Regions from separate parts of the Homo sapiens genome. Here regions 1 and 3 are each linked to region 2. Evidence: chromatin loops called from intact Hi-C (ENCODE). Cell type or tissue: OCI-LY7. All regions are shown on one strand.

The links. Hi-C counts contacts between places; a loop is a spot of excess contacts. Peaks named below come from ENCODE experiments on the same cell type or tissue, not always from the same donor. Only the 100,000 strongest peaks of a DNase experiment are listed, where the experiment ranks them.
Region 1: it touches region 2 in a loop (5-fold over the local background); 6 of 110 quality-filtered maps call a loop at or near these places.
Region 3: it touches region 2 in a loop (2.4-fold over the local background); 3 of 110 quality-filtered maps call a loop at or near these places.

The regions. Positions count from the first base shown.
Region 1 is chr9:105,256,428-105,264,427 of GRCh38, reverse strand. The region is part of intron 1 of SLC44A1 (solute carrier family 44 member 1); the gene reads right to left. Among named protein-coding and RNA genes, the nearest start is that of SLC44A1, 16 kb to the right of the region's middle. In OCI-LY7, no CTCF peak of the experiment used is centred here; DNase peaks (open chromatin) are centred at 4,487 and 4,807; H3K4me3 peaks cover 3,125 bases; H3K27ac peaks cover 3,618 bases.
Region 2 is chr9:105,355,723-105,363,722 of GRCh38, reverse strand. It overlaps SLC44A1 (solute carrier family 44 member 1), which reads right to left. Exons shown (of 16, transcript NM_080546.5): 6 at 7,342-7,511; 7 at 5,290-5,379; 8 at 2,393-2,532; 9 at 716-902. Among named protein-coding and RNA genes, the nearest start is that of FSD1L, 88 kb to the left of the region's middle. In OCI-LY7, CTCF peaks have their summits at 2,946 and 3,167; a DNase peak (open chromatin) is centred at 5,592; H3K4me3 peaks cover 832 bases; H3K27ac peaks cover 2,324 bases.
Region 3 is chr9:105,401,145-105,409,144 of GRCh38, reverse strand. It overlaps a transcript of SLC44A1 not described here. Among named protein-coding and RNA genes, the nearest start is that of FSD1L, 43 kb to the left of the region's middle. RefSeq lists a silencer at 3,471-3,671. In OCI-LY7, a CTCF peak has its summit at 7,328 (motif pointing right); DNase peaks (open chromatin) are centred at 3,144, 3,544 and 7,354; H3K4me3 peaks cover 1,783 bases; H3K27ac peaks cover 2,659 bases.

The DNA of each region.
Region 1 (8,000 bases), 99 kb after region 2:
CAGGAGGCCAAAGCAGGAGGATCACTTGAGCCCCAGAGTTTGAGACCCTCCTGGGAAACATAATGAGAACTCATCTCTACAAAATAATTTTTAAAAATCAGCTAGGCGTGGTGGTGCAAATCTGTGGTCCCCGCTATTCAGGAGGCTGAGGTGGGAGGATCACTTGAGCCTGGGAGGTTGAGGCTGCAGTGAGCTATGATCACACCACTGCACTCCAGCCTGGGTGACAGAGTAGACTCCATCTCAAACAAACAAACAAAAAAGACTGAACATTGATCCAAACAAAGTTATGATGATATATCTGCAGCAGAAGGATAAGGGCAACCCGAAGTAGGTGCACAGGGTAGGGCAAAGGATGGTGTTGGAAGACAGCTCAATCTTTATCTTCTACAGTGGAGTCCAAAATTAATGTCAAAAATTGAAAAGCGAGGAGGTAGCAGTATAAGCATATTAAAGATATATAGGGGGAAAAGCAAAAGAATTAAAGATTTAAAAGTGGTGGTCTCAGGGCAGCAGAAAATGGGGAGGGTGGGGAGCTTTTTAAAATAACAAGCCCTAGAAATGCTTAACTCTTTAAAATACAAACATATGAGCTGGGCGCAGTGGCTCACATCTGTAATCCCAGCACTTTGGGAGGCTGAGACGGGTGGATCACCTGAGGTCAGGAGTTCAAGACCAGCCTGGCCAACATAGTGAAACCCTGTCTCTACTAAAAATACAAAAAATTAGCTGGGCATGGTGGCGGGTGCCTGTAATCCCAGCTACTAGGGAGGCTGAGGCAGGAGAATCACTTGAACCCGGGAGGTGGACGTTGAGTGAGCCAAGATCGCGCCATTGCACTCCAGTCTGGGCAACAAGAGTGAAATTCCATCTCAAAAAAAAAAAAAAAATACACACATGTGTAACTGATAAAAATAAAAATTACATAGATTTAATCATGAAAGCATAAAAGTAAAGTAAAGAAGTGGCCCAGAACAGTAAAGTTTCTGAAAGTCTGACATTCAGACATGGTTGTAAAAACTAAAGGTGTTTAACTTTAAAACACACACACATACCTTGGCACACACTAAAGGCCAATTTCGGTTTTTTATTCTGTTTGGCTAATGGGTGCAGAATCAGAACAATGAAGTTACATGGACACAGAGCTCGGTAGTGCAAAATGAAATTTCTAATAACTGCCTGAATGTAGAACAAATGCCTCAGGAAGCAGTAAGTTATCTGTTGCTGGAAGTGTTTAAACAAAGACTGAACAAAATCCACGTAGAGTATGTGACATAAAATTCATGGCTACCTTGGTAGACCTCTTAAGCCCCTGACAGTTGTGTAATTCTGTAAAAGGATTCCATGTGACAATTTCCTTTGAATCAGTATCATTCTAAAATAGGACTAGAAACACTGGTAGGTGAAGAAGCTCAGGCACTCGGTACATTTGTGCTTCTTTTTCCTTTTATCCCACCTCCACCTCCTTTCAGCTTTTGGCTTTTCATTTCAAAAGTCTTAAATATATTTACATTTTATTAAAAATTACCTAAAACATTTTTGGAACCAAATGAGATTTAAAAACTTAAAGAGCATAAACAGAAAATGTATGTCTGAATGGGAGAAAGCTGGAAGATAAATGGAAAGGTGGTCTGATGTAGTGGTAGGAAACAAATTGAATACTTGGGTGTCCCTGAATCCATTCTGGACCCTGTAGTTAGTCCATGGCCATGGAACACTAAACAGGTCACTGTGCCCAGTTAGGTATGAGACTTTGGGACTATGGCAAGAGCACATGGATTTCCTGGCAGGGTAACAGGGCAGAGATACATGACTAAGTCATAAACACATAAGAGCAACAAAAGAGCCACCATAGGTTAGTCAACAACGACAGAAGAATACTTTCGATGTGTTCTACTTTAAAATTTCTAGAATCTGCTCTATCAAAGAAGAAAACTCATTTATTAGCTTAAAAGCTGGTCATTTCAACATGAAAATTAAAATATTACCCATATTATAGGTACAATCTTTTCTATGGGACTGCCTCAAAAGCCATTGTGACTTGCATACAGGCATCTGAAGCTTTGTTATTTTCTTACTCAAGGACAGTATTTTTTTCACTCTGTATAATAAAATGCTGTCATGCCTACAGACACAATAACTTTATCCTAAAGTTTACTGAACTTCATCCTTACCAGTGAAGCACAAACACAAACCAAACTTCAAAAATAACATCTATGTTCCTTTAGGGCACTTTTGTATTTCTAGTTTTTAGTTTTGAAAATTAGTTTAAAATCTAGCAAGGAATTATCAGTGTTTTACACCTTGTAAACTATACTAATATTTAGCTATATAAGAAACACAGGGCCAGGCGTGGTGGCTCACACCTGTAATCCCAGCACTTTGGGAAGCCAACGCAGGCGGATCACCTGAGGTCAGGAGTTCGAGACCACCCGATCAACATGGTGAAACCCCGTCTCAACTAAAAATAAAAAAATAAAATTAGCTGGGCATGGTGGCGGGCGCCTGTAGTCTCAGCTACTTGGGAGGCTGAGATAGGAGAATCACTTGAACCTGGGAGGCAGAGGCTGCAGTGAGCCGAGATCGTGCCATTGCACTCCAGCCTGAGCGACAAAGTGAGACTCCCTCTCAAAAAAAAAAAAAAAAAAAAAAGAGAGAGAGAGAAACACAGATTCAGCTGGGCTCTGGCACACTGACAAAGCTACACCCCTCCGTAGCATCTCCCTTAACAGACTGCACACTTACAGAAGGAAAAGTCTCATTCTTTGTTGAGCCCAGTACTTAGCCTGACAGCACACCAGCCCATGAACATTGAACAGAACCAAAGCATGCAGCCAGCTTGGGATTCTCTTTTTATTCTACCGATATTCTCGGTTCTTTTATTTTACTTTTCAGCATCTTCCCTTTGTCCTGAGTTTCCTCATTGCTGCAATGGGCAGAAGCAGTGCTGCTTGTCATCTTCCAGGTCACACTCTGAACAAAATACTTAAGACTGGAGCTTTACCCAGTCTACTCCCAGGCAGGCACTGAGAAAATGGGCCAGAAGAGCTTTCATTATGCTCTGTGGGCCAGAAACAAGAGGTGTGTTGCAGGGAAATGGGGGAAGGCGGTGTGGCAGAAGGGAAAGAAGGCCCTCATTCTTATATAATAAATCTATCGTCCAGTGCTGATTACCTGTCATACTGAGGTTTTGATGAGGCCCAGAGGGTTCTAGCTTATGATGTGCCTTTTTTCCTGATTGGTTAATATTAATGTATACACCAAGACTTCATTATAACCTAGGAACACATGCTAGCAAGGTAGAATTCAAAAGCCCACCAGAATTAAACAGTTTGAACGGCAGCTAGTTTTAATTTTCAGGTTCATTCCCATTTCTCTCCATTGGCAAGTTGTATTTGTTTTAACCATAATCTTGACAAGTATCAGCACCACAAACTAAATGTTTAGTCTCTGAATACTCCATCCCTGTTCCATATGTATTCAATAAACATTTATTGAGGATCTATTATTTGCTTGGCCCATCATCCCTATCCTCAATTCTTTCTCCAACCAAAGATAGCATTCCATCTCCGAATGGTCATTTGGAGTTTAAGTGATAACTGTAACTGCCCCTCTGCTGCAGCAGACTTGAAGAAAGGAGAAAATCCTCCAGTGCAGATCATAGCTCCCCTTCTTGCTGTTGGCCCAGCTGACCCCATAGCAGTTCATATTATCAAGTTTCAAACTTGAAGGATTCTTTTGTCAATCATTTACCCTACCTAATATCCCTTGGAGATCTCAAATCACTAATCTGAGAAACAATGATTCACGTGAAAGGGTTTTAAGTTATAATATACTTGAGTGACTTGAAATTTATCTACTTTTGCCAATATCTTAAAGAAGAACATGAAGTTTGTGATGCACTTAAAGTCAGTTTCAGAGCTGAGTGATTCTTAGTTAAGAGTCACCTGATCCAACAACCTTATTGTTGCTTCTGGTTTCACCATAATCACTTTTGTTGTCATTTGGGAGAATGAAATTGAGAAGCAGTATTTCAAGCAGTGTTACTCAAAGTGTGCTGTGTAGGAGAGCAGTTCAAGATATAGTGAAAAAAATTTTAAAGGACAGATAAGTCCAATAAAGGCCAGTTAAGCAAAGTTAAACTGGTTTCCTGGGAGGCAGGGCAATGACCCTAAATATGTTAATATGCATGATTACTTTTCAAATGGGGTTGGGAGGCCAGTGAGGGGGTGGTATGAAGTGAGCAAGAAGAACCTCTCAAACTTTTCTGACCTCAGAACCCTTTTTTTGGCAGAACACCTTGTAGCCCTGGTGCTTTGGAAGCACATACTTGGGAGAAATCCTGATTAAGATATTCTTACATAAGAAACATTTAAATCTTTCAAAGTGATGGCATGTAGAGCACCATCTATCATATCTTAGAGCCTGATTTAAGTAGCAGATCCTTCCTCACCCAGAAGTCTCCCAGCTCAATTTGCTTGTTGCAACCTCAAGATAAATAAGTGTTTCCACTTGGTCTTGGTTTACTTTCTCAGATCACATTAAACTATAAACTTTTTAAACTAGCAGCAAACTAGAATTGCTTTCAGTTTTAAAATGAAGTGCCTTATTAAAGTATTATTTCCAAACTTTCATAACTGAAATCTGCTTCTATCAGCAGTGTACACTGAAAAATGTTTTTCTTGATTAAAACTATGGCTAGTTTCAAAATATGTCAAAATATACTTAAAACTTGGTATCTTTAGAATTGTCTTCCAACACCTGTGGTTTCAGAATTGTCATGAAAATACAAAACCACATGCAAAATAGATTTGGAAAAACTTTGAGGCTTAGCAAGCAAGGAATAAAACTCTCTTAAATATGCTGAGTTTTTAAAATGAAGTTTATTATTTTAAAAATTCCAGCTCTTGCTCTGATGGTAGGAATCTCTGCCTTCGTAATTTGATCTTAATGTGCACACTAATCATTTGTGCTCCAGAGTCAACTTTATTGAGGCCATTTTCTTCACCCTTTCCTCTCTTACTGCTCTCCAGAGCCTTGTTGGCACTCAATATTAATAACACAAGCATCAATTATATTAACCCTTTCGAAGGCCATGAATCTCCAAAGACTGACTAAACATATAAATATCCATTACTTATTTAAAAGTGTATTTTCAGGAATTGGTGAATTATGGGGAAAGAACACAATTACAGTAACAAGTAGTAAACTTGCTGTCATGACAGACTTGTTCAGACTTAGTTCTTAGAAGAAAATATGGAAGGGCCCTGGAGGATACGCACAGTAGCCATTGGTCCTTACTTAGAGTCTGAAGTTTATAACCACCACTTTCAGACTCTGCTCCAAACTGTCGTACCCTGGCCTCTATAGTTTGAGGTGCACTGATTTAAAACCAACCTACACATAGACTTTAAAGAGAGAACAAACAGGCGTGGTGGCTCACACCTGTAATGCCAGCATTTTGGGAGGCCTAGGCGGGCGGATCACCTGAGGTCAGGAATTTGAGACCAGCCTGGCCAACATGGTGAAACCCCCTCTCTACCAAAAAAAAAAAACAAAAACAAAAACAAAAATTAGCCAGGTGTTGTGGTTGGCGCCTATAATCCCAGCTACTTGGGAGGCTGAGGCATGAGAATCCCTTGAATCCGGGAGGTAGGGGTTGCAGTGAGCCAAGACTGCGCCGCTGCACTCCAGCCTAGGCAACAGTGCAAAACTCCATCCCAAAAAACAAAACAAAACAACAAACAGCAAACAGCACACACAACCTCTGAAATTAAGAGACAAAAAAGTGGTATCTAAGGTACATTCAATCTACCATTTAATATAGCAGTCCTTGGAACAGCAGAGGGAAATACAGCAGGAAGTGCACAGGCTTGGAACTACTCCCAGTTTTACACTACTTGGGCGATCCTAGTCAAGGTACCTAGCCTTTCTGAGTTTCTGTTTCCTCCTCTGTAAAATGAGGCTAACTGGGACCCACCTCAGAGTTATGAGAATAAAATGAGAACTGCATGTAAAGCGCTTAGCCCAGAGGCTACCACACAGTAAATCCCCAGCAATGACTGGTGTTCTCTATATTCTATATGCTCATGACTTAAAGCATTTTCTGAAATCCAGTTCTGGGTCTTCAATTCCCTATGGAAAATACCGCCTGGAGGTATTAATATCAGTACCACCTCCAGTCAGTCCATACAAAATTGAATTCATCTTCCCCTCTCCACAAACTAGTCCCCATCTCAACTAACATGTCTAGCCATTATAATACCCTTCTTCCATGATGTGGCGTTCAAAACATCTGTTCTTTCCTTCTCTTTCATCCCACATATCCAGATTAAGTCAGGAAGGTCTATTTTATTTTGACTCCACAATAACTCTTCTCTGTTTCCTGTTTACACTGGTATGAGTTACTGAACAGCTCCCTGGGCGGCCTCTGCCTTCTATTTCTCCCATTCAGGTGCAGTTATGCTGTCAAATTAATCTTCCTTAAACCACTCTGAAAACTCCTCCATGGCTGCCCATTTTCCTCCCCTTCAAATATGAATGCCTTCCCCAAATGCAACATAACATCTCTTCACTCCACTCTGGTCAGGTCTCCTTTCCATACTGACAAGCAGCAAGTTATTGTCTGCTTCCTTGCCTTTGACCAACTGTTCTTTACACTGGAATTCCTCTCCCTGCTTTCTACTAAAATCTGTCTGCCCTTCACTTTTTCTAAACCCCATTCTTCCAGACCAGATCTTTTGCTGGAGAATCATTTTCAGGAAGCCAACTCCCCAACTATTCTTTCCTCTCTTGGTTTCCCCGTCCCCTGAACTCCTTGCCACCCAATTTAGCCTCTAATTATTTATGTTTGTTTCTCTCTTTGCACTCATTTTCTAGACACAGTTTACAATCTGGGAGCCAGGCACGGTAGCTCATGCCTGTAATCCCAGCACTTCGGAGGCCAAGATGGGTGGATCCCTTGAGCCCAGGAATTTGAGGCCAGCCTGGGCAACATAGGGAGACAAGACCTCGTCTCTACAAAAAAATACAGGCCAGGCACAGTGGCTCACGCCTGTAATCTCGGCACTTTGGGAGGCCAAGGCGGGCAGACCATCTGAGGTCAGGAGTTTGAGACCAGCCTGATCAACATGGTGAAACCCCATCTCTACCAGAAATACAAAATTAGCCAGGCGTGGTGGCACATGCTTGTAATCGCAGCTACTTGGGAGGCTGAGGCAGGAGACTCGCTTGAACCCGGGATGCGGAGGTTGCAGTGAGCTGAGATCATGCCACTGTACTCCAGTATGGGCAACAAGAGCGAAACTCCGTCTCAAAGAAAACAAAAACAAAAACAAAAAAAGGCCGGGCGCAGTGGCTCACACCTGTAATCCCAGCACTTTGGGAGGCCAAGGCGGGTGGATTACCTGAGGTCAGGAGTTCGAGAGCAGCCTGACCAACATGGTGAAATCCCACCTCTACTAAAATACAAAAATTAGCCCTCTGTCGTGGTGGGCACCTGTAATCCCAGCTACTCAGGAGGCTGAGGCAGGAGAATGCTTGAACCTGGGAGGTGGAGGTTAAAGTGAGCTGAGATCACGCCACTGCACTTCAGCCTGGGTGACACAGCAAGAGTCCATCTCAAAAAATAATAAAATAAAATAAAATAAAATAAAATAAAATAAAATAAAATAAAATAAAATAAAAATAATACAAAAATTAGCTGGGCGTGGTAGTGCATGCCTGTAGTCCCAGCTACTTGGGAAGCTCAACCAGGAGGATAGCTTGAGCCCAGGAGATTGATGCTGCAGTGAGCTGAGATCTCACCACCGCACTCCAACCTGGGTGACAGAGAGAGACCCTGTCTCAAAAAAAAAAAAAAAGAGTTTCCAGCCATTTTGTAATCTTAAGAATGAAAGCCATATGCTTACATAATGAAACCAAAAGGAGAGTGGGTCTTTGATAAACGAGGAGTCTCATATTAGCCCTGAAACACTACTTCTGGACTTACTTTGGGTAAG
Region 2 (8,000 bases):
GAGGCCGAGGTGGATGGATCACATGAGGCCAGGAGTTGGAGAGCAGCCTGGGCAACATGGAGAAACCCTGTCTCTACTAAAGATACAAAAATTAGCCAGGCATGGTGGTGCATACCTGTAGTGCCAGCTGCTCGGGAGGCTGAGGCAGGAGAATCGCTTAAACCTGGGAGGCTGAGGTTGCAGTGAGCTGAGATCACACCACTGCACTCCAGTTTGTGTGACAGAGAGACACTCTGTCTCAAAAAAAATAAAAGGCCAGGTGCGGTGGCTCACGCCTATAATCCCAACACTTTGGGAGGCCAAGGCAGGCGTCCTGACCTGATCATGAGGTCAGGAGTTCGAGACCAGCCTGGCCAATATGGTGAAACCCTGTCTCTACTAAAAATACAAAAATTAGCCAGGCATGGTGGCATGTGCCTGTAGTCCCAGCTACTCAGGAGGCTGAGGCAGAAGAATCACTTGAACCCGGGAGGCGGAGGTTGCAGTGAGCCAAGAGAGCACCACTTCACTCCAGCCTGGGTGACAGAGCAAGACTCTGTCTCAAAAAAAAAAGACGAATATGAAGTAGGTTGTTGAGGAGCCATAACCACTACAAGTTCTGATGGCTATTGGACCTTCATCAACAAATGTCTGAAGAATTACCTCTCTCTGATGTTCTAAAATACTGGAATGCAAATCACGTTTGTCACTAAGAGAAAGAAGCTTATCTTCTTACCGGTAGTGCCAAGAAAAAGAAGTGTCATGATCCAGTACACCCAAAACAAGACAAGAGCAAAGAAAGTCCAGAAGGGTTGGAAGACTAGCAGTGGCAAGTGAATGAAGACCTTGCCAGCTACGTGGAACAAGGCGATGGTAAGAGCAACACGTTTGCGCATAACCAACATTATCAGGAATAAGATCACCTGTATGGAGAGAATGGTTTCAGTTATTATTATAAGTAGTGAAAACAGAAACCGAAAATAGTAGAAATTTTTAACATAACCCTTCAGCCCCAAACCTGGAGGTAGCATTCTTTGAATTTCAATAATACTTTATCAGTAAGTATCTCTCTTGCAATATTTATTGTCAATTTTATATTATGGTTACCAAGTGACCTTTAAAGCAAAACATAAAAGGATTTCTCAACTTATTAATACATTCTAGAATTTTTTTCCTTTTCCCTTTGCCACTCATTATGAACCAAAACATACTGTCAGTCAGGATGAGACTCTTTATTTATTTAAACAGATACACCACAAAAACGAGGTTTTTATTTGTATCTTCCTTATTAGACCAACAGCTCCTTAAAAGTGGGATCTGTGTCAGATTCACCCTTTGCCTCCTCCCACCCCCACATCCCATCTTCAGCAGCTGGCACAGCAAATTGTACCTAAAATGAGATTTCATTCATATTTTGTTGTAATATCTGTATAACAATAACTAACAAATATCTTTTGGCACCAATGGTTTTATGATGGCTTTATTTTTTGTTTCTGATGCTCAATAAAAAGCTTGGGATTGCTCTTAGAAGTAGACTGATTTTTTTTCTTTTTTCAGAGAGAAGACGATGATGAACCAAAGGTATACATATAAATTATTTAACCACATGTTAATTGGTAATTTTATTGCTTAATACCTAAGCAGCAAATCTCACACACACACACACACACGCGCGCGCGCGCACACACACGCACACACAAACACACATATATATTTTGGAGACAAGGTCTCACTCAGTTGCCTAGGCTGTAATGCAGTGACACAATCATGGCTCAGGTGACCCTCCCACCTCTGCCTCCCGAGTAGCTGGGACCACAGGTGCACACCAGCATGCTCAGCTGATTTTAATTTTTTGTGAAGACAGGGTCTCACTATCTTGCCCAGGTTGGTCTAGAACTCGTGGGCTCAAGTGATCCTCCCACTTCAGTCTCCCAAAGTGCTTGCATTATAGGCATAAGCCACTGTACCTGACCACACCTATATTTTTGAAATAACGCCATAAAGTTAAATGAAAAGTTTGAAAGACAAATGGGAAGATAATTAGCAAACAAGTAAATGGAATGATATATTTTTTAACATACTTTTCTACAGTAAAGGGAACCATTTTTAAAAAGTAATTATCTTATGACAATAAGAAATATGTTCTTGTAAGCAAATGGTAATGTAAATATTCTAGGTGAAAATCCTCTCTCAAAAAGCAGACAGGGTAGAAAAAATGTTTCATCAAATAGCACTCATCCATGAGGGAAGCCTTCAAGAGACTTTTTAGTGTTTCATACACTATGGCACAGAGATATTATCTACTGGAGATCAGGGTTAGGAATGCAAAAGCTAGATTTGAGTTTCTGCTCCATTAATGATCTCCTGCAAACAAAAACACAAAACCGAAAGACACGCCAAAGCCTAAACTCACTGTGAACACTGTAGCTGAAATGGCATAAATGAGGAGGGCCCGAAGATTGTCTTCAGCTATCTGAAGCTGCTCAGGAGTAACAGTTTCTTTGGGAGACCTTCTTTGCTTTGCATACAGCCACCATAGTACACCTGTGCCTCCTGGAGACAAAAGACCCAACTGTTAATGCAATAATTAGGATAAGAAAATGTGTAACATAAATTCTCAATTTTCTTGACCCTTCCTACAGATCATCATGGGACTAATGCAGTGACAATCCATTTGGCTGGGAAGTACATAGCTATAACTTTTTGCCAGCATAAAGAAAGTGTCCATTGCTCTATTATCATCCTCCACATTAAGCATTTATAAATCCTTCAGTGTATCAAATAAGCTTCCTTCAAATGTATTTATTATTGACTATGAAGCTAAGAGCGAGCCAGTAGAAACATACACCCCTGACAGGAATTGACCACAAAGAAAGAGCCTCAGCATTTAAGCTGAGGAGGCTGGAGGAAGGAAATAAGCATCACAGAAAACATCAATGAAGCTTAAAGAGGGCAAGGATCTTCTCTGTTGTACTCATCACAGATACCTCTGTGACTTGCACTGACACAGTAATGCAGTTGATTAAGTATTTGTACAATGAATAAATGCAAATCAAAAGAACAGTTCCCACCAAAGGGAGGAACAAAGAGGAAATCTCTGATAGTGGTGGGTGCTAGGGATAAGCATTTTTAAATCTCCAACACCGGTTGAGAGATTCAAAGAACCAGACTGAAGAGGGAGACAAACCTACCTCCACATATGAGAGCTGACTTATATACCTACTTTCAACCCATTCAGCATTTTGAATGCTACAGCACCTATTGTTCTAGCTGGAGATAGAACAGTAAACAAAGCCAAGTTCTTACTCTTGCTGTTCATGGAACTTATATAATAATAGGGAAACAAAAAAATAAGAAAACAAGGAAAAATACAGTATATTAAGTCTAAAGAAAAAATGATCTCCTGGTAAGAAGGATATAGAGTGTCTGGGTAGGGAAAGCTTTGCAATTTTATATAAGATGGGTAAGCAAGGCCTCACTGGTATTAGTAAGATGATATCTGAGCAATGGAATCAAAGACAGAGAGCAATCTATGACACTATCTAAGGAAAGAGTGTCCCAGGCAAAGTTCAAAGAGACTGAGGTAGAACCATGCCTAGTATGAGAGAAAGAAGACCATTGTGGCTACTGCAATGAGCAATGCGGAAAGTGGTAGAGATGTGGGCAGAGAGGTAGCTGCGGACCAGACCACACTGTAAGGCCTTGTAGGTCACAGTGAAAAAATGGATGATTCAGAGTAGAGACATGTGTGTGTGTGGCTGATATGATAAATGTCTGGGATATAAAAAACTGAAGCAAAGTCGATGTACATCAACATCTGCACTCAAGAGTTAATGAGATCAAAGGCAAATTCCATTACCTATTTGTTGGCAAATACCAAGTACAAATTTTCCATCTGTTGAAGAGGAGGAAACAAATCAAAACTACCAGAAATTGGTGAAAAACATTTTAGAGCAAGGGAATGTTTCCATTTTGAAGTCTTGCAGGCACAAGAAAATTGTCTGGAAAAATGTTTAATATATTCAGAAAATGGAAGAAAATATGTTTCCTACATACAGAAATGAATTATAGGAGAAAAGCTGAAGTTAAAAAAATAGAATGAAATTGAAATAATGATGTCAAGGAGGAAGCTGTTCACAATAGCCATGGTAGACAGTATTTATTATTAAAATTTAAATTTGTATTAGGAACTGTGCTAAGTCCTTTATAGATGTGATCTAATTTAATCATTATAACACTATTCATATCTAGAGTTTTAAAGTTTTGTCTAATTCTGAATCTTAATTAAATTTGCCTATGATCTTTTGGGGGAATCTTTTTCAATTCTAAAATTTTTTATTTCTGTATTTGATTATTGTTTCTGTTCCATTGGTTTTTTTCTCCTAAGGTCATTGTTTATTCTTCTGCTGTCATCTTCTAACTTAACAGTTTACTTTTTTGGTAATTTTCCTTTACATTCAGGAAGACTTCTTCAAATTTATTTCCAAATAACTGATTTAGTTTTCCTTACTAGCAGTTCTGTACTACTTTATGGAAAAAGGACCAGTAGTTCCTACTAAAACTAGTCCAGGAAAACGTAAATGTAAATATAATTATAAAAGTTTTTAAGGCAAAGATAAACAAGAGTTTTAAAAAGATACAGCAGGTGAAAGCAATATTTTAACTTTAATTATAACCCGAGTACAAAAGCTCAGACTATTTAACAAGGGCGAAAAGTGGGAGGGAGCAGAAGAGAGTAGGGGATGAAAGGAAGGAAAGTTTATGTTAAATTTAAGGGAGGCAGGGAAGAACTCAACATATATCATCTTATTTCTGACTTTAATAATCACAGTAGTCTAAAGAATATTTTCTGAAAACAACTGTGGAAGTGAAAATGTAACGTATACCATCAAAACAAGGGTGAAGATAACCAAAGAAAACATAGTTCGTGTAGCAAAGAGAGAAAACAAGAAAGAATGAATTTCAAGAAAGACAGAACAGATGAGAACAGTAAGACCAAACATACCAGTGAAGATGATAAATGTAATGAGAACAAATTCCATTACTAAAAGGTTTCATATTCAGCTGGTAAAATTTAACTGCATATGTTTATATACATATGCATAGAAAAAAGGTCTCAACTTCAAATGCCAACAGTGATGAAATGAGGGGAGGGGCAAATATAATTATAAGAAATTTTAAGGCAAAAATTAACAGTCTTCCTTGAGGATATAGCTTGTGAAAATATAATTTATTTTCTTCTTTATATTTCTATTTTCTACCAAAGTAGTTAAGAGGCTGAGGTAGAAAACAAAGAAATAAATAGCTTACCAAGTGAACCGAGTATGACCAGAATCGTTAAGATCCACACAAGTACTCTTGATATATACCTGATTATCACCATCAAAATCATGGATAGAACTGCAGGGAAGATAGAGAACATATAGAATATTATTTGAAAATGCAGGTAAATACAAATAAAAACGCTTTAAATGGTTGCTTTTTTCCCCAGGGAAATAATCTGTTGCTATTGACCACAATTTAGATAAGGAAGGAAACTAGCTGCTGTTGTATTTGACTCTGCTACCTGTACCACTTAAATAGCATCACTCGAAACCAAAGTCACCTAACTGTGGGTTTATAAACTACAGAAAAAAATACATGCAAATGCACATGGTGACTCAAAAACAGCACAAGACTGTTGTGGATTCACCACGGGGAAGACATCAGACATGCAAACATACATGCCAGCACACAAAGTGTAGAGAATGACATGTCATGTTGGTGACAAGAAAAATTACTACACATAGACAGAGATCAGTTAAATTAGGAGCTACGCTTTATTGAGTAATCTATGTATTTCAGGAGCAACTAACTTCTCTGACAGTCAGTCAAGAAGCTAAATGGCATCTTATCCTTTTCTGGCTGTTTCTCCTCTAGAACTCCAAAGGATGGTCCGACTCTGTGGAATAACATCCTGAAGCCTACTATGGCCGAATTTCCTCTGTCTAATTTCTCAACTGAGGTCAGGGGTCCCAGGTGAGGAGACCTTCCTCAAAAAGGAGCAAAGCTGTTTGAGTTATACAGCCAGTTCTTCTACCTGCCCCAAGCTAAATCCGATGTGCTATAATCCTGAGTAAAAATCTTAAAGAAGAAAGGAAAGATTTAACCCTTGCATGGGAAATACGTTTCTGAAATAATAATTTATAAATTTCTTAATTATCTAAAGGCCCATTCCACAAACAAATGAACAAAGATTTTTTAAGATTATATTACACTCTTAAGCCTCAAAAGAGAATCATTCTAATAAAAAATAGAATTCTGATGGCTTAGCATTATTGGCACTATTTTTTAATTGGATCTTTAGTTTTTGGTTAAAGTTTTAACTATTTCAAAAACCAAATAATTTTGATATAAAGCTAGACTAACAGTTAAGTTTCTTTGGGCCACTTGCAAAGCCAAATAAATGGTTGGGATTTGTGTCTAGGTAACATTATTAAGGTACTCACTTTTGCAATAAATGTACAGGAACCAAAAACAGATGGGAGCCTTTCAAATATCACAGAAATAGATTTTCATATGGACAGCATTATTTCAATTGAGTCAAGTACTACCTAAGCAAAAAGAAAATACTCTCTAATGACAGGAAAGACGGAAATACAGCTTGTATCTTCTCAATGGCTATAATTGTTAACAGGCATAAATACTAAGTTTACTTATATAATGAAATAGCTGTTGGTTCCTACCATAGTTTACTTCTCCCAACTAAGAAGGCCTATACATTCTGATAAGGTACATATAGTTCTAGAATAATATAGGGAGTTTTAATCTTGAAAATAACATTTTTGTTTGATTTATTATCTATTTATTGACTAGAAAACTCAGTGGCTAATAGGTGGAGATTTCCTAATTTTTCCAGCAATACACTGATACTATGCACTGTAGCAATGAAAAAAAAATTACATACTTCAAAAGTAATCTATCAGAAATCTGTGTTCTTAAATGGGAATATATAAGAGAATATGTCGCCTCCTGTATAAGTAAATACACCTTTTAGGAATCATAACTAAAAACAGAGGGTTGTTGATTCATTAAAAGAAGCCTCTTGCTCTCATATTAAAGTAGCTATAGACTTAGTAAACAACGTTTGGGAAAACACTAGTTTTCTCCAATGAAAGAAAAAAAGAAGGGAATGAGTTTCAGATATATATACATACTTATATGTACATATTCTTAACTATATATAATCTGAAACAATGATTTTGGCTATGGGAAGTTAAACATTTTACAAGTATCCCCAGTTGTATTCATATTTTGGCTAAAAGACAAAACAGTCTTCTTCTGCAATACTATGCAATAGCTAATAATGAGAAAAACAATTACCTAGTGATAACAAGCAAAGTCCCAATATAATTTCTTTGCTGGTCATTACTCCACTAATCAGCCTGTGTAAGACACTATTGTCACTGACAAAGGTGATCAGGGCCTCTGCAAACTTGGCATAGCAGGAAATGTTCACAGGAGCACAGCGATGGAAGAATGGAATAGGTGCACTGGTGACACAAGAAAAAAAAATCAGAAAAAAAATTACTCCTACTTAATATAAATGCCACATCAAACACACAAATGAAAGGTGAATATGGCTGCAATACACTCCACCCTCCACACATCATTATGGGAGCTAAGAGCTGTGTGCTTAATGCTATGAGGATGACTGTCATGGGTAGTGATGCAAATCTTACCACAAGCCTTATCAAAGAGGGTGGAGTGCATGTTCCAACAGAAGACATTACCCGCCCCTTCTGAAAAGAAACGCACACACACACACACACATACACACACACAACTACCAAAAGCAAAACCAAACACTTAAAACTCCTTAGCCTGCACATCTACCAGTCAAGGGGCAGATGACAAAGCTTACAAACACATACTTTATTGAACTGAAAATGAATTTTTGCCATAAGCGATTTAAAAATAAAAAGCACATGCTTTTACTTGAAATATGCCACCATTAATAGAATGTTTCCTCTAACAAAACA
Region 3 (8,000 bases), 45 kb before region 2:
TAACTCTGCCTTTTAACTGAAGAGTTTAATCCATTTACATTTTAAAAAACTGGTAAGTAAGGCCTTGCTTCTGCCATTTTGTTGTTTATTTCCTTTATATCATATCTGTGTCTTCTCTTATGTTTAATTGATTTTTCTAGTGTATTATTTTGATTCTCATTTCCTTTTATGAATGTATATTTTTAGTTATTTTGTTAATGTTACCTTGGGGGTTATAATTAACATCCTAAATTTATAATAATTTAGTTTGAATTAATACCAATTTAGCTTAAATAATGTACAAACACTGTGTTCCTATGTAGCTCCACCTTCTCCCTTTATGTTGTTATTGTCATACATTATATCTTTATACATTGTGTGTTCATTCAGATACATTTATAATTATTGTTTTATGCATTTGCCTTTTAAATCATGTAGAAAAAAAGTGAGTGACAGGCCGGGTGCGGTGGCTCACGCCTGTAATCCCAGCACTTTGGGAAGCCGAGGTGGGTGGATCACCTGAGGTCAGGAGTTCGAGACCAGCCTGGGCAACATGGTAAAACTCTGTCTCTACTAAAAAAGACAAAAATTAGCCAGATGTGGTGGCATGCACCTGTAGTCCCAGCTACTCAGGAGGCTGAGGCAGGAGAATCACTTGAACCCAGGAGGTGGAGGTTGCAGTGAGCTGAGATCATGCCACTACACTCAGCCTGAGCAACAGAGCAAGACTCCGTCTCAAATACAACAACAACAACAACAACAAATGAGTGACAAACAAAAAATACAATAATACTAGCTTTTATGTTTACCTATGTAGTTTCCTTACTGATGTTTTTATTTTTTATTTTTTTGTATAGCTAGAGTTACTTGTGTTCTTTCATTTCTTCCTGAATAATTTCCCTTAGCATTTCTCATAGGGCAGGTCTACTAGAAGCAAACTTCCTCAACTTTTGTTTGTATGAGAATGTCTTGATTTCTTTCAGTTTTTTGTTTTTATTTTATTTTATTTTTTGAGACGGAATCTCAGTCTGTCGCCCAGGCTGGAGTGCAGTGGCGAGATCTCGGCTCACAGCAGCCTCCGCCTCCCAGGTTCAAGCAATTCTCCTGCCTGAGCTGGGATTACAGGCGCCTACCACTATGCCAGCTAATTTTTGTATCTTTAGTATAGACAGGGTTTCACCATGTTGGCCAGGCTGGTCTCCAACTCCTGACCTCAGGTGATCCACCTGCCTCGGCCTCTCAAAGTGCTGGGATTACAGGTGTGAGCCATCGTGCCTGGCCTTATTTTTATTTTTTGAGACAGAGTCTTGGTCTGTTGTCCAGGCTGGAGTGCAGTGGCATGATCTCAGCTCACTGTAATCTCCACCTCCCAGGTTCAAGTGATTCTCCTGCTTCAGCCTCCCAAGTAGCTGGGATTACAGACATGTGCCATCACGCCCAGCTAATTTTTGTATTTTTAGTATAGACAAGGCTTCCTCATGTTGGCCAGGCTGGTCTTGAACTCCTGACCTCAGGTAATCCGCCTGCCTCAGCCTCCCAAAGTGCTGAGATTACAGTGGGATTACAGGTGTGAGCCACTGTGCCTGGCCTTCTTTCAGTTTTGGTGGAGAATTTTATTGAATACAGGATTCTTGATTAACAATTGTTTTTCTTTCAGGGTTACTATACATCATCCCTCATTCTGATAAATCAGGGAATAATCTTATTAAGGATCACTTATATGTAGTGAGCTGCTTCCCTCTTGCTGCACTCAATATTTTCTATGTTTCTTTGTCAACAATTTGGTTATAATCTGTTTGAGTGTGGATCTCTTTAGGTTTATTTTATGTGGAGTTTGTCGAGCTTCTTAGATGTGCATTCATGTCTTTATCACTTTTGAGGAGTTTTCAACCATTATTTCTTCAAGTATTTTTTTCTTTATAGCCCAGACCTTATAAGACAATATTTCTTCAAATATTCTTTCTGCTCCTTTCTTTCTCTCTTCTCTTTCTGGGACTCCCATTCTGTGTATGTTGGTATGCTTGAGGGTATCCCACAGGTCTCCTAGGCTCTGTTCAGTTTTCTTCACTCTTTTCTTTTTCTGCTCCTTAGACTGAATAATCTCAGTTGATCTATCTTCAAATTTGGTGATTCTTTCTTCTGCCTGCTCAAATCTGCTACTGAACCCCTCTTAGTGAATTTTTGATATCAGTTATTTTCAACTCCAGGTTTTCTATTTGGTTCCCTTTTTTATCATTTCTATATTTTTATTGATGTCTTCTATTAGGTAAAACATTGTTCTCTTGATTTTCTTTAGTTCTTTGTCCTTCACTTTCTTTGTGTCTTTGAGCATATTTAAGACAGTTGATTGAAAGTCTCTGTTTAGTAAGTCAAATATCTGGGCTTCTTCAAAGACAGTTTCTTTTTAAAAAAATTTTTTTTAAAGAGATGAAGTCTTGCTCTGTCACCCGGGCTGGAGTGCAGTGGCTCAATCTCAGCTCACTGCGGCCTTGAACTCGTGGGCTCAAGGAAGCCTCCCACCTCAGCCTCCTGAGTAGGTGGGACTACAGATGCACGCCACCATGTTCGGCTACTTTTTCTATTTTTTGGTAGACATGGGGTCTCACTATGTTGCCCAGGCTGGTCTTGAACTCCTGGCCTCAAGCAATCCTCCTGCCTCAGCCTCCCAAGGTATTGAGATTATAGGTGTGAGCCACCACGTCTGGCCAGTTTCTGTTAATTTCTACTGTTAATAGGCTGTACTTTCTTATTTCTTTGTGTACCTTGTAATTTCTTGTTGTTGAAAACTGGACATTTTGCATATTATAATGTGGCAACTCTGGAAATCAGATTCTTCCTCCTCCCTAGGGTTTGTAGTTGCTGGCTTATTGTGGGTTATCGTTGTTTATTTGTTTAATGACTTTTCTGAACTATGTATTGTAGAGACTGTATTCTTTGGTGTGTGTGTGTGTGGCCACTGAAGTCTCTGTTTTGTTAGTTTATGGTCAGCTAGTGATTTGACAGAGTTTTCCTTAAATACCTGGAGCCACAAAAAAAAAGAGATCACCTTCCAGTCTTTGCACATTCATTCTTTATGGGGGCACTGCTTAACCCTTAGCAAGACTGTTTACAACTCTGCTCTAGCCTTTACTTCCTGCTTGCATCGAAAGGTTAGCCAGAAGCGAACGTTTGTGGTCTTCTCAGGTCCTTCCTGTGTCAAGCCCTGGGCATGTGTGTGGCCTTGGACATTTCCTAGTATATGCAGGAGCTTTTGAAAGCTGTTATTCCTCCGTGTATGTCCTTTTCTAGCCTCTTCTTTCCCAGGCTTCCATCTGTCTGCCGTTTGCCGCATCTGTTATTCTTCACCACAGGTTGCTGCAGCTAGTATATAAGCCTTTAAGTGCCATTGACAAATGTCACTTGGGAGATCACTTCAACCCTAAGAAGCTTCTGAGGCATGTGACACAAAGATAAACCCCTGAGTTGATCATTCAGGGAGCCACCAGACAATTCAAAACACACAACCACAATTTTTTTTTTGAGAACAAGGTCTAACCACACATTGCTTACTTGGGCATTGGCAAGCCACATCAGAAACATGAGCCACCACTTTCACAGATGCTGCTAAGCTGGTGAGTGGAGATGGTATGCAGATAAGTTAACATGCCTCAATGCTCTTACTGAAATGTCTTTATTTAGCATTTGCCTAGGTGTGTAAGTTCTTTATTAGATTCTAGAATTTGGTAAAAATTGATTGGACAGTTTTTGTCAATTTGATCATCGTTTTTGTGGAATGATGGAGTTTTGGAATTTCCTGCTCTGCCATTTCAATCATATCATCCCACCATTAGCTTTTTTTTTTTTTTTAAATGGAGTCTTGCTCTGTCGCCCAGGCTGGAGTGCAGTGGCACATTCTCGGCTCACTGCAACCTCCGCCTCCCCGATTCAAGAGATTCTCCTGCCTCAGCCTCCCGAGTAGCTGGGATTGCAGGTGCCCGCCATCACACCCAGCTAATTTTTTGTATTTTTAGTAGAGATGTAGTTTCACCATGTTGCCCAGGCTGGTTTCAAACTCCTCACCTCAAGTGATCCACCCGCCTTGGCCTCCCAAAGTCCTAGGATTACAGATGTGAGCCACCGCGCCTAGCCACCATTAGCTTTTATACATAAAACTAGCGTGGAGACTCTAGCTTGTTCTGTTCACTTTTATATTCTTGGCTTCTAACACGTAGTAGGTACTCATTAAATATCTGTTAGCTAATGAATGAGTGAAATGAAAAAATTATCATTGTCTTACACAATCCCTATAAAACATGACTATTCCCATTTTACAAAGGAAGATCCTGAGCCTCAAAAAGCTTTTGTGGCTTTCGCAGGTTACCCAGCTTCTACAGCAAGAGGCAGAGACAGATTCAAATCTATATCCATAGTGCCAAACCTTTGTTCTCTTCCTTATACGATGCTGTCTCCTTTAGGCATCAGAAAATAAGGAGATAACAACTCTGTTGTATTTAACTGCTTTCGAAGCATATTCCTATCCCCTAAGTTCATTTATTTATCATCGTAGTCCTACAGCACAGGCTGAGCATATAACATTTTATAGTCAAGAAAATAGGCAGAGAGGACAAACAACCCATGACTGGACTGGAGGCACTGGCAATAAATTCAAATACTCCAAATCCTACATCAGTGCTTTTTCTGTTATTTTATCTTGTCTCTTTATGAAAGTAAATACGGCTTCATCTTAAAGTGGTTCTTTCCAGGTGAAAAGTAAATTATTTTCCAATGCAGCATTGCATGCAAACCAGGACCTGGAGATTCACGCTTCACTCCTGTCTTTCTTTCACTTGGCCCCTTACACCAACCAATCATCCGTTTTTGATGATTCTATCCCTCCATTAGCTTTTAAATATATCCCTTTCTCTCCATTCTTTTTTTTTTTTTTTTTTTTTTGAGATGAGTCCTGCTCTGTCACCCAGGCTGGAGTGCAGTGGCACAATCTTAGCTCACTGCAACCTCCGCCTCCCAGGTTCAAGCGATTCTCCTGCCTTTTCTCTCCATTCTTATTGCTAGTGCCCTAGTTGGAATTCTCATTCTGAATCACATGGTATATTTACAATGGTCTCTTCACTTTGTTTTCCTGGCCCAGAAGCAACTCACCCCATGCCATACTCCCCACTGTTGTCAGGGTAATTTTTCCCCTGAAAGGCAAATATCTCCAAACATTCCTTTGGTTAAAATCTTTCAGCAAGTCCTCATTTTCTGCAGCATAAAATCAAGACCGTTAGGGTGGCCTGCAAGACCCTCGAGATCTGATCCCTACTGACCGCTCCAATTTCATGTCCCCACACCTACACTTCAGTACAGATTCACAGACACATCATCATTTCTTCACACACGCTATTCCTCCTTGGAACACTCTCTACTTCCCTTTCCCCAAAGGCTTATTTGCTTATTACAGCCCCACCTCCCTGGCCCTCCCACCTTCAGGTGGGTCTCCCTGCTACTCCTGAGTTAACTCTGTTAGAGTGGCTGGCACACTAGATTACAATCATCTGCTTACTCCTTTGCTTCCTAAATATGGTGTGAGTTTTCAGAGAGCAGAGGCTGGGTCTCTTATTCTGGTATTCTTAGCTAATGTAGAACTCAGTGAATGTATCCGAAATAAATGAAGACTTATCTTTCTGTTTTATTTACACCCAAGAACCATGTCGTGTAACTCATAGTAGAAACAGATCTAAATAAGGTATGAGGTAACAACTTCAGTGAAAGCATCAGGAAATTACATGCTGGGACTTCCCCAGCTTAGCATCCCCAAATCCCAATTTAAGAGCCATATGTGGGTTATTTTTGCTTCCACAGTAAACTGAAGAATGCATAAACCTTCTTCTACCAGAGAATAAAATTCTATCGATCTTTGTGTTTTCCTTTCCTATCAGGTTGCTAAGAAAGCTGAAAGAATTTAAGGCTTCAATGCACTGTGACCATATTAGTCCCAGAGTCCAGCATATTTGTTTCTTCCTGTTTATGTCTTTGCTTTTATATTTTTAGTTTAATAATCTTTTCGGGCTGGGCATGGTGGCTCACACCTGTAATCTCAGCACTTTGGGAGTCTGAGTTGGGAAGATTGCTTGAATCCAGGAGTTGGAGACCAGCCTGGGCAACAAAGCGAGACCCTGCCTTTCCAAAAAAAAAAAAAAAAAAAAAAAAAGCTGGGTGTGAAGGTGCATGCCTGTAGTCTCAGCTATTCTAGAGGCTGAGGTGGGAGGATCGCTTGAGCTATGGAGTTTGAGGCTGCAGTGAGCTATGATGGGATCACTGCACTCCAGCCTGGGGTTAAAAAAAATCTTTTTGTATATATGCCTTCTTGGAAAACAAAAGCAGCATAAATATATAAACAGACACTAAAAACATATTGCATGTTATTTCTTGTTAGCATAGAAGCACACCAATGGTTAGCATGACAATGTAGAAGAGTAGAGTTGGAGTCATTGAGAGGTTTGTCTACAACTACCTAAGCGACACACGCCTTTGTTATGTGGGGAGCTGAAAACCAGAAATCATTATCAGGGAGTGGAAAACATTTTTTGCTGGCACAGATAAATATTTTCAGGACCTCTAACTCTAATGGACTCCTTCCTATCACTACAGAGATTTTACAACAGTTAGCATGGAACAGAAAAGGTAAATATTTCCAATATTCAATGAAGTAGAGAATCAGAGCTTAGATGAATTTGACCATCTGGCAAAAGCCCCCATCTCTAAATGAAGAGATGGCACACGTCATCCTGAGTATAGGCCTTCATGATTTATTTTCCCTTTCCCTCCAATTTCATTAGTCACCAAGCCTGTTGGATTTCTCGCTGGAATCCTGCTCTTTTCCAGTCCTCCTCTTAGGCCCCGGCTCAGGCTTCCTTCCTCCCAAGTCTTTCTCTTCTAGATTTCCACTCTCAACGCAGTCTCCATATGGCTAGATTGCTCCTCTGCTTACAACCTGTCACAGGCTCCCCACAACACACACTTTAGGTCTGAACACACATGTAAGAGTCCTGTATCCTCTCCAGGGTCACCTCTTGGTGCAAACGCACATCTTCTTTGCTCTGGACATCCTGAATGACTTCTGTTCCTCATGTTGCTATATGAGTGCCAAAGTGCTTCTATTCTGGGTAGAATCACCCTCCCACCCCTTCATCATCTGGCTAATCCCTGCTTATCCTTCAAGACTCAGCTGAGACAGTTTCTCCTAATGACCTCAACACCTTCCTGTGTGCTCCAAAGCACTCTCTACTATCACTGCTCTCTGCGTCCCTCATTAGGCTGTGAGCTACTTAAGATCAGGGAGTATTTAGAACTGAGCTCCCAGAATATAACTCTGGCTGACCAGAAGAGGTCTCAGGAAATGCTTGTTGAATGAAAGTGGATACATTTAGCACGCTGCTGTGAGCATGCTTAGGAAATGCATCTGAAATGGGCCTCACACATCACAATTTCCAGGAAATGTGAGACGTGCATCTCCCTAATCCCCACCTATCATTTCCATCATCCTATTATTTCAAGTCTATCATTTCTATTATTTCTTCTAATCTTTCTAATTTTATCAGATCCTCTCCACTCCTCCTCCTGACCTTTCCCTGGTCTAATAATAATAAAAAAATCCTAAATCCATTTAGATTTGACTTAGATTTGTTTTCAAATTGAAAGCCCATTGTCCTAAATTACAATTTATTAAATGGACTCTTTCCTTCCTTATTCATTTTAGGTATATTCTATTTTAAGTATAATCCCTTATAAATAATACGATTTGTTTTGGAAACTTTCTCTTCTATTCCACTGGCCTATTATCACACTGGTTTAGTTACTATCATTTTATTATCTTACCCAGCTATTTGTGTTTAATATAATTTTTTCCTGTTAAAAACTATAGAGGAATATTTTAAATATACAAATAAGCAAAGGAAAAGCTAAAATTACTCATAGTCCCACAAAACAGAGATAACCATAATCATCATTTTTATGTAAATAGATGGCTTTCACAGCTGGCT